3 separate regions of the Homo sapiens genome follow, and all the other regions are linked to region 3. The links are chromatin contacts, found by Hi-C or POLR2A ChIA-PET in ENCODE. All regions are on one chromosome and are shown on one strand. Each heading gives the region's core, a stretch centred on a gene start or an enhancer-like site at or near the end of the contact. The rest is flanking DNA. Distances are from core to core; before and after follow the strand shown.

What was found. Hi-C counts contacts between places; a loop is a spot of excess contacts on that map. ChIA-PET counts read pairs that join two places held with the same protein, here RNA polymerase II (POLR2A). Pooled maps may share reads with other maps.
Region 1: a pooled map shows a loop between it and region 3 (2.3-fold over the local background). The contact joins the enhancer-like site here to the promoter of CITED4 in region 3. A Hi-C loop is called at or near these places in 3 of 50 pooled maps. POLR2A ChIA-PET finds 5 or more read pairs at or near these places in 2 of 52 experiments (H1 and activated B cell).
Region 2: a map with no recorded cell type shows a loop between it and region 3 (5-fold over the local background). The contact joins the promoter of PPT1 here to the promoter of CITED4 in region 3. A Hi-C loop is called at or near these places in 1 of 37 single-sample maps with no recorded cell type and 6 of 50 pooled maps. POLR2A ChIA-PET finds 5 or more read pairs at or near these places in 1 of 52 experiments (PC-9).

Annotation. Positions count from the first base shown.
Region 1 is chr1:41,381,646-41,384,345 of GRCh38, reverse strand. It overlaps FOXO6 (forkhead box O6), which reads right to left. Exons shown (of 3, transcript NM_001291281.3): 2 at 2,138-2,700; 3 at 756-2,136. The coding sequence ends at 1,665. Among named protein-coding and RNA genes, the nearest start is that of FOXO6-AS1, 7.3 kb to the right of the region's middle. RefSeq lists a silencer at 2,060-2,109. Within about 2 kb of position 1,450, at least 26 of the 41 ENCODE cell types and tissues checked have a DNase peak (open chromatin) inside an H3K27ac peak, as active enhancers do.
Region 2 is chr1:40,095,912-40,098,611 of GRCh38, reverse strand. It overlaps PPT1 (palmitoyl-protein thioesterase 1), which reads left to right and starts at 1,360. Exons shown (of 9, transcript NM_000310.4): 1 at 1,360-1,497. The coding sequence starts at 1,374. RefSeq lists an enhancer at 1,496-1,625.
Region 3 is chr1:40,860,929-40,863,628 of GRCh38, reverse strand. It overlaps CITED4 (Cbp/p300 interacting transactivator with Glu/Asp rich carboxy-terminal domain 4), which reads left to right and starts at 1,266. Exons shown (of 1, transcript NM_133467.3): 1 at 1,266-2,575. The coding sequence starts at 1,502. The coding sequence ends at 2,056. LOC124904157 (a long non-coding RNA gene) reads right to left here and starts at 1,245. Exons shown (of 3, transcript XR_007066025.1): 1 at 519-1,245. RefSeq lists an enhancer at 880-939 and silencers at 1,040-1,239, 1,400-1,479.

The DNA of each region.
Region 1 (2,700 bases), core at 201-2,700, 520 kb before region 3:
GCTGGCCTGTTCTCCCCAGGAGCCTCTAAGTTCCTTAAGAGTAGAGACTGTGTCCGTGTGGCTCTAGGGCAGCCCCAATGCTTGGTATAAGAACTTAACAGGTGCTCACCGAATCTTCCTGGAATGAACGAGTGCAGGACCTGCGCTGAACACTTTCCATACCTTTCCTCATGCCTGACAGAAGTTCATGAGATGGATGCTACTATTCCATGGTGTAGTCCAGGAAGACAAGGCTTCAGAGGCTGAAAATTTGCCCGAGGTCACACAGCTGGCAAACTGTAGAAAATGGATTCCAACAGCAGTCTGTGCACCTCAAAGGGATCTCTTTTCACCATCTCTACCCTCCTTCCCAAGTCATTTTCTCTCTCTGACCTTGTTTTCTCATCTGTACAATGGGAACAAAAATCGTGCCCAACACAGAGCCTGGCACTAAAGGTTCTCAGTAAATATTTGTGCATCCTCTCCCAATCTCTGAGGCTTATTTAGGACGCATTTTCCTGGGCCAAAACTTCGTGCATGCACATGTTCACAGAAACAGGTGCAGAGCTCGACGAAGCACATCTTCAGCACGGGGGACTCAGTAGGCGCTTAACCAATATGTGCCGGGCAGAGGAGCATTAGTTTAGCAAAGGCTGACGAGTACCCAGACAAAAAGCCACAATAGTGACTCAGGCACATGAACCCTCCCCCTGCCCCAAGTTCCCTGTCAATTATCCTCCGCCACCACTCCCCTTCCTCTAGCCCAAGGCGCGGGAAATATTTAAAACAATTTTATTCATGAAAATATGCTGTACAATGCACTCTACACAGCCTCGACACGGCACACACGCACACGCACACTCTGACGGCACGGCCACGGTACACTGCCTACGATACGCGCCGGGGACGCCGCGCCCACCGCCCGTCCCGGCCGGACACTTATAAATATGGGAGAAGGGCCAGAACTGGCGCGGAGAAAGGGGCGTCGGGGTTGGGGGTGGACGGGGCTGAGGCCCGCTGCAGAAGCTGAGACCAGTACTAGGGGGTGGGGGCGGTTGAAGAGAGGGACTGACTCCGACGGGGGAGGGGAGAAGCGAGGGCCGGCAGGGATGGGAGGGGGAGACTGAACTGTGGGGGTGGCGGTCGTCGGAGGGCGATTTGGGGGTGGAGGGCTGCTCAGGGTGGATGGATATAGGTAGGTGTGAGTTTTCCGCAGAGGGTTGCTGGCTTCGGGTGGGTGAGACTAAGACCAGTGGGAAAGTGTGTCAAGTGGGAATCAGATCCGTGTTTGGGGTGGGCGCGGGGTCACGGCTAGGCCTCCGCAAATGAAACTGAAGATTTGTAAACGCTCCCTGGCCCATCTCCTAGTTGGCTTCCCCGACCACCGTCCACACCAGGCGGCCCACCCCGCTCCTCCCTACTCCCAGCCAGCCTGGAATTCAGCCTCCTCTCCCAGGCTTCCTGCCCAGGAGAAGGGGGTGGATCTCAGGAGTGTGGGCAGGAGCAGTGGGGTGCCCCGGCCCCTCCCTCCCCTTCCCCGGCGGCCGGCCTCCGAGAGGGGTCCCTAGCTGGGCTGGGGCCGCCTCCTGGGGAGCTAGAGTCGGGGGCAGGGACCCGGGAATCAGGATGGGAAGACAGAGGCCCCCTGGGGACGGGACGGGGCGCCCGGAGGCGGGAGGCGGCCCTCAGCCCGGCACCCAGCTCTGGTTGGGGGGCGGGGCCCCGGCCAGGCCCGGCGGCGGCGGAGGCAGGGCCGAATCGAAGTTGAAGTCCATTTCGTCGCTGTCCATGAAGTCGTTGAGGATGATGGACTCCACGTCGCACTCGAGGCTCCCGCTGAACATGTCGAGGTCCAGGTCGGCCGGGAAGCGGTCGGGCGCGGCGCCCAGCGGCCCGGCGGCGGCGGCAGCGTAGGGCCCCGGCAGAGCGTCCAGCAGGAGGCCGCCGGGCGGGCCCCCGAAGGCGGCGGCGTGGCCCGGCGGTGCCAGGCCCGCGGCGCCCGCCTCGCCGGGCAGCGTCATAAGGCTGATGGGGTGGGCTAAGGCACTGCGCGAGGGCGCGGGCGGCGCGTACGGGGCCGCCCCTTTGCCGGGGTAGGCGGCGGCTGCGCCCGCCAGCGCCAGCTCCCCCGGCGCACCCAGCACCGGGCCGGGCCTGGGCGCGGGCCCGCGGCCCGTACGCGTCCTGCGCGCCGTCCAGCAGGCCCTCGGGCAGCCCCGCGCCGCCGCCGCCGTGCAGGCCCAGCGGGCCTCCCAGCTCGGCCAGGCGGGGCAGCTCACCCGGACAGCGCGAGCCCAGCGCCGGCGACAGCGCGCTGGCGGGGCTTGGGTACATGAGCGGCGATGATGGCGCCAGGGCCTCCAGGGCCTCGTCGTCCTCCAGCTCGGCCGCCTCCCCGAGCAGGGGTCTCCCGCCGCCGCGGAAGTCGGCCCAAGCCTCGTAGTCGTCGCTGGCGTGCGAGGCGGGGCTGGCGGCCCACTTGGCTGCGGCAGGCACCGGCCCCGGGGCGGGCGCACTCGGGGAGCTGTCGTCCGGGCTTCGCTCGGGCGCCTGCAGCTGCTTCTTCTTGCTCGCCTTGCCCTTGATGCGCAGGAACTTGGCCCCGTTGTCCATGGACACGGCCCTGCGCCGCGGGGTCTTCCCTGTCTTTCCGCCCTCGGGGTTCAGCATCCACCACGAACTCTTGCCGGTGCCCTCGTTCTGCACGCGGATGAAACGGGT
Region 2 (2,700 bases), core at 111-2,610, 770 kb after region 3:
GATTACAGGCACATACCACCACCCCTGGCTAATTAAAAAAAAATTTTTTTTTTGTAGAGATGGGGTCTTGCTATGCTGCCTGGGCTGTACTCTCTTTTTATTTATTTTTTATTCTTATTTTTTGAGACAGAGTTTTGCTCTTGTTGCCCAGGCTGGAGTACAATGGTATGATCTCAGCTTACCGCAACCTCTGCCTCCCGGGTTCAAGAGATTCTCCTGCCTCAGCCTCCTGAGTAGCTGGGATTACAAGTATGCGCCACCACACCCGGCTAATTTTGTAATTTTAGTAGAGACGGGATTTCTCCATGTTGGTCAGGCTGGTCTCGAACTCGCTACCTTAGATGATCTGCCCACCTCAGCCTCCCAAAGTGCTGGGATTACAGGAGTGAGCCACCGCGCCCGGCCCTATACTCATTTTTTATAAAACTGGCCTCATATTATTCCATTGTATAGTGGATACACTCTAATTTCTTTATAAATTATTTAAACTATTTTTTGATGTTTTGTTGAAAAAAAACTTGAGCAGGGAACTGATATTATGAAGGTGGATTGAGGGATGAATGTGGCAATAGAGCATAAAATGAATTAAAGAGGAGAGAATGGAAAAGGAAATGGTTGATGAGAGACCCTTGAAATAATCCAGCTGAGATTAGGCCAGTTAGTGGCCATGGGTTTCCCCCTCACTCTTATGCATCCAACATATGCTTTCGTCCGTCTTGAAGTCCCGACATTTCTAGAAAACACAGTTGTCTTTCTCCTCTCTACCTTAGCTCATCTCAGTCCTTCTGAATTTCATCTTTGCTTGTTGAAATCCTACCTCTCCTTCAATATCCAGAACAAACCCCACACCCTGCCATGATTGGTCCTGGCTGGAAACCGTCCCTCCTTCTTTCTTCCTTCCTCTGTGCATGTTTCTTGCAAAGGCAGTACAGGGCAGTGGTGAAGAGCAACGACTTTGGAACCACCAATTTGCTATCTCTGTGACCTTGGGCACCTTACTCAGTGCCAATTCGCAGTGCCTCAGTGTCCTCACCTGTCAGGGGGAGAAGTGCATACAGCATTGTTATGAAGAGTGAATTAGTTAAAGGTTGTAAGAATAGTGCCTGATAGCATCTGATCAGCACTGAATATATGTTAGCAATTATTTTGATTCACCGCAGAGGGCGGTCTACGAGAGCGCAGAGCCCCACTCGGCCAGCGGGGTCTGGCGGGGGACCTGTCGCGCTGAAAGCTCCAGGGTAGGGCCGACGCCCATCAGGCTGGGCATCCGTTCGGGATGCGCAGGTTGCGATCTGCAACCGGCGGCGCCACGCCCAGGCGGGCGGAGCGCGGTTCCCGGAGTCTCGCGCCCGCGGTCATGTGACACAGCGAAGATGGCGTCGCCCGGCTGCCTGTGGCTCTTGGCTGTGGCTCTCCTGCCATGGACCTGCGCTTCTCGGGCGCTGCAGCATCTGGACCCGCCGGCGCCGCTGCCGTTGGTGATCTGGCATGGGATGGGTGAGTGAGTGAGAAATTTAAAAGGGTTTGGCGATTCTCTCTCTTCCTAGCCTGGGTTCGCATCTGCAAAATGCGGGTGTAGAGGGCGAGGACGTGGTCCCACAGCACGCGGCTGCCTCGACATTTTAGGATTTGAAGGATCTGCATTGGAAAGAGAGAAGGGGAAGGAGCCGTCCCCTTCACTGGAAAGAGAGAAGGGGAAGGAAAGAGAGAGCCGCGCACGGCGTTGAAGTTTTACATGCTGTCCTTGATTAATCCTTACAGTAGTGGCGTCAGGATGCAGCATCTCTCACTTGGTCAGGCTAGGTGAGCTGCGGCTGGCTATATGACTGGCGCATCTACCCTTTTATTTATTCCTTCACACATTGAACAGAGATTTGTTAGGCACCTACAGTTCATTTACAAATTGAGTAACCCTTATCTGAAATGCTTGGGACTGGGAAGCATTTCGGATTTTTTTTTTTTTAATATTTGCATATATACAAGAGATCTGGGGGGTGGGACCCAAGTGTAAACAGGAAATTTATTTATTTTTCATATACACCTTATACACATAGCTGGAAGGTAATTTTATGCAATATTTTAAATAATTTTGTGCAACCCATCACATGAGGTCAGGTGTGGAATTTTCCACTTGTGGCATCATGTCTGCGCTGAAAAACTTTCAGATTTTGGGTTTCCCATTTTCAGATTAGGATGCTCAACCTATATTCATTTAACACAGTTATTGAGCACCTACTAGGTGCTGAGGATACAGTAGGGAACTAAACAGACTAAATTCTTTGTTCTTTTGGAACCTACTCTCCAGTAGGAGAAGCAGATTATAAAGAAATTAACAAGTAAAACATAACATATCAAATGGTGATATGTGCAACAGAGAAAAATATAGTAGGGTGTAGGATAAAAACTGGAGGTGGGGGCTTGCACTTTTAATAAAGCAAAGTTGGGAAAGAATTCATTGAAAAAGTGACATCTGAGTACAAAACTGAGGTAGATGAGGACAGTTGCCATTTGGCTGTCTGGTAGAAGGAACAGTAAATGGGAAAGCCCTGATGTGGAAGTATGTCTGGTGTGTTCAAGGGACAGCATTCAGATCAGCGTGGCTGGAAATGAGTAAGCAAGGGGAAGAAGTTAGGAGTTTAGTTTGGAAGGGAGGGGCAGGTACAGAAGTTATTGGGCCTAGTAAGACTAATGCAGGGACTT
Region 3 (2,700 bases), core at 17-2,516:
CTTGTAGAATGTAAAGCACTTTAAAAGTCCAAGTTATTATTGCTGTTATCAAGAGAAGGCCCTTTGGGACAGAACTTAAATAGCCTTGGCCGGGCGCGGTGGCTCACGCCTGTAATTCCAGCACTTTGGGAGGCCGAGGCGGGCGGATCACGAGGTCAGCAGATCGAGACCATCCTGGCTAACACGGTGAAACCCCGTCTCTACTAAAAATACAAAAAAAATTAGCCGGGCGTGGTAGCGGGCGCCTGTAGTCCCAGCTACTCGGGAGACTGAGGCAGGAGAATGGCGTGAACCCGGGAGGCGGAGCTTGCAGTGAGCCAAGACAGCGCCACTGCAGTCCAGCCTGGGCGAAAGAGCGAGACTCCGTCTCAAAAAAAAAAAAAAAAAGAACTTAAATAGCCTTTCTTTCATCTAAGGGACACTTTTGAGCATCTACCACATACCAGGCACTGTGCTAGGCACTGTGCACACATGCCCTCACTTACCCCTCACAAAGGGTCAGTGCTGCTGTTCTTTACCTTTTACAGATGAAGAAACTGAGGCTCAGCTGAGAGTTGCAATTCATTCCATCATTAGTTCATTCACTCAGCTTTTACTAAAAGCCTGCTCTGGGCCAGGCTCTGGGCCAAGTGCTGAGAAGAAGAAGATGAACAAGTCCTTCAGGAGACGTGCCCATAAATTAATAACAACTAAGTACATGCTTCAACAGACAAGGTGCAGTGGGAACTAGAGGGGGAGCAACAGGCTCTCCTGGGGGTTATGGGAATGGACAGCTGACCTCCTGCGGGGACCCTGCACCGCTAAGGTGCATGCGCCCTGTGTAGCTGTGCAGTCTCACTTTGATCAAGGCTTTGCTGTGTATTTCCAGGAAGCCTCTTCCGCCACTGAGCCTCGGTCTCTACCTGGAAAGTTAAAAGGTTGCGTAGGCCTGACATCCTGCAGCTCTTGGGGGGCCTAAAACTCTGGCCCTCCCACCCCACCTTCTGGTCAGTTCAAGCTCTACCCCAGCCAAGTCCGATTCCGAAGCCCTGAGGGCCAGACCGAATCCCTCCGAAAGTGCCAAATACCCCGCCCCAGGGCGGTGCTCAGAGCCTGGGGCGTGGCCGGAGTCCCAAGGGGCGGGGTTCCAGTGGGAGGGGCGGGGCCAAGACCTAGATGCAGGCGTGCGCGGCCCGCCCAGAAGCGTCTCGCCCAGCCAATGAGCGTCCGAGGGCGGGGAAGCCCCGCCTCTGGGTATAAGAATACGCCGAGCCCAGCTACGCGACGCGGAGGTTTCGGAGCACTACAGGTTGCGGGCCTTTGTGACCCCAGGCTGCGGCCGCAAGGTGCGCAGTAGTGGGCTGGGCCGGGGCACCAGTCGGGTTTGGTTTTGCTCCGCCCGGCCGAGCTGCAGGGACCGCACGGTGCCCGGGTCTCCCGCCGCAGAGCAGCCGCTGGCCCGGGCCGGGGGAGCCGGCGCTGACCACCGCGCGCTGTCCCCGCAGGCAGCCGGCCTGCCGCCATGGCCGACCACCTGATGCTCGCCGAGGGCTACCGCCTGGTGCAGAGGCCGCCGTCCGCCGCGGCCGCCCATGGCCCTCATGCGCTCCGGACTCTGCCGCCGTACGCGGGCCCGGGCCTGGACAGTGGGCTGAGGCCGCGGGGGGCTCCGCTGGGGCCGCCGCCGCCCCGCCAACCCGGGGCCCTGGCGTACGGGGCCTTCGGGCCGCCGTCCTCCTTCCAGCCCTTTCCGGCCGTGCCTCCGCCGGCCGCGGGCATCGCGCACCTGCAGCCTGTGGCGACGCCGTACCCCGGCCGCGCGGCCGCGCCCCCCAACGCTCCGGGAGGCCCCCCGGGCCCGCAGCCGGCGCCAAGCGCCGCAGCCCCGCCGCCGCCCGCGCACGCCCTGGGCGGCATGGACGCCGAACTCATCGACGAGGAGGCGCTGACGTCGCTGGAGCTGGAGCTCGGGCTGCACCGCGTGCGCGAGCTGCCCGAGCTCTTCCTGGGCCAGAGCGAGTTCGACTGCTTCTCGGACTTGGGGTCCGCGCCGCCCGCCGGCTCCGTGAGCTGCTGAGGGCGGCCGGCGCCCGCCCGGCGTGCCGGAGAGGAGAAAGGGCCCGACTGCCCGCCGGACCCTGCACCCAGCGACTGGGCCCCGCGCGCGCCCTCCGCGAGGGTGGAGGCGGCGGCTGTGTGCGCAGGGCCCGGCACCGGACTGGGACCCTGGCGTCCCTCCAGGCCTTGCCTCCTGCGGGAGGACAGTTTGGCTTCACTTCTCTGACCCCAGCCTCGGCCGTAAAGTGAAAGAGACCGGACCAGCTTCAGCTTTCGGACTCTGGTTCTTGGATCGTGTCCTCTCCCCCTCGCCGCCCTCTTCCCCCAATCTGAGCCATTGCAGGCCTCTGCCTGCTGCCCCCTCTCTCCTCGGGATCGGGTCCCCAGAGCCACCATCTCCTGAGCCTCCCACCCCGCTGCCTGGGCCCTGTGGTTGCTGGGCCTCCCACCTCAAGGAGGGGAAGGTTGTACAGCCCGAACCCGTGGAGCAATGCCCTGTCTGGCCTCCAAAACCAAAATAAAACTGGGTCACTTTACAGTCTTGCCGTTTTCATTTCCTTATCACCCCGAGCCCTGACTATATTTAGCTTCCAAAGTCCCAAGGTTGCTGAAGACACTGGATGGCATGGGGGCCACAGTCCCCAGCAGTGCCCAGGAGAGGAA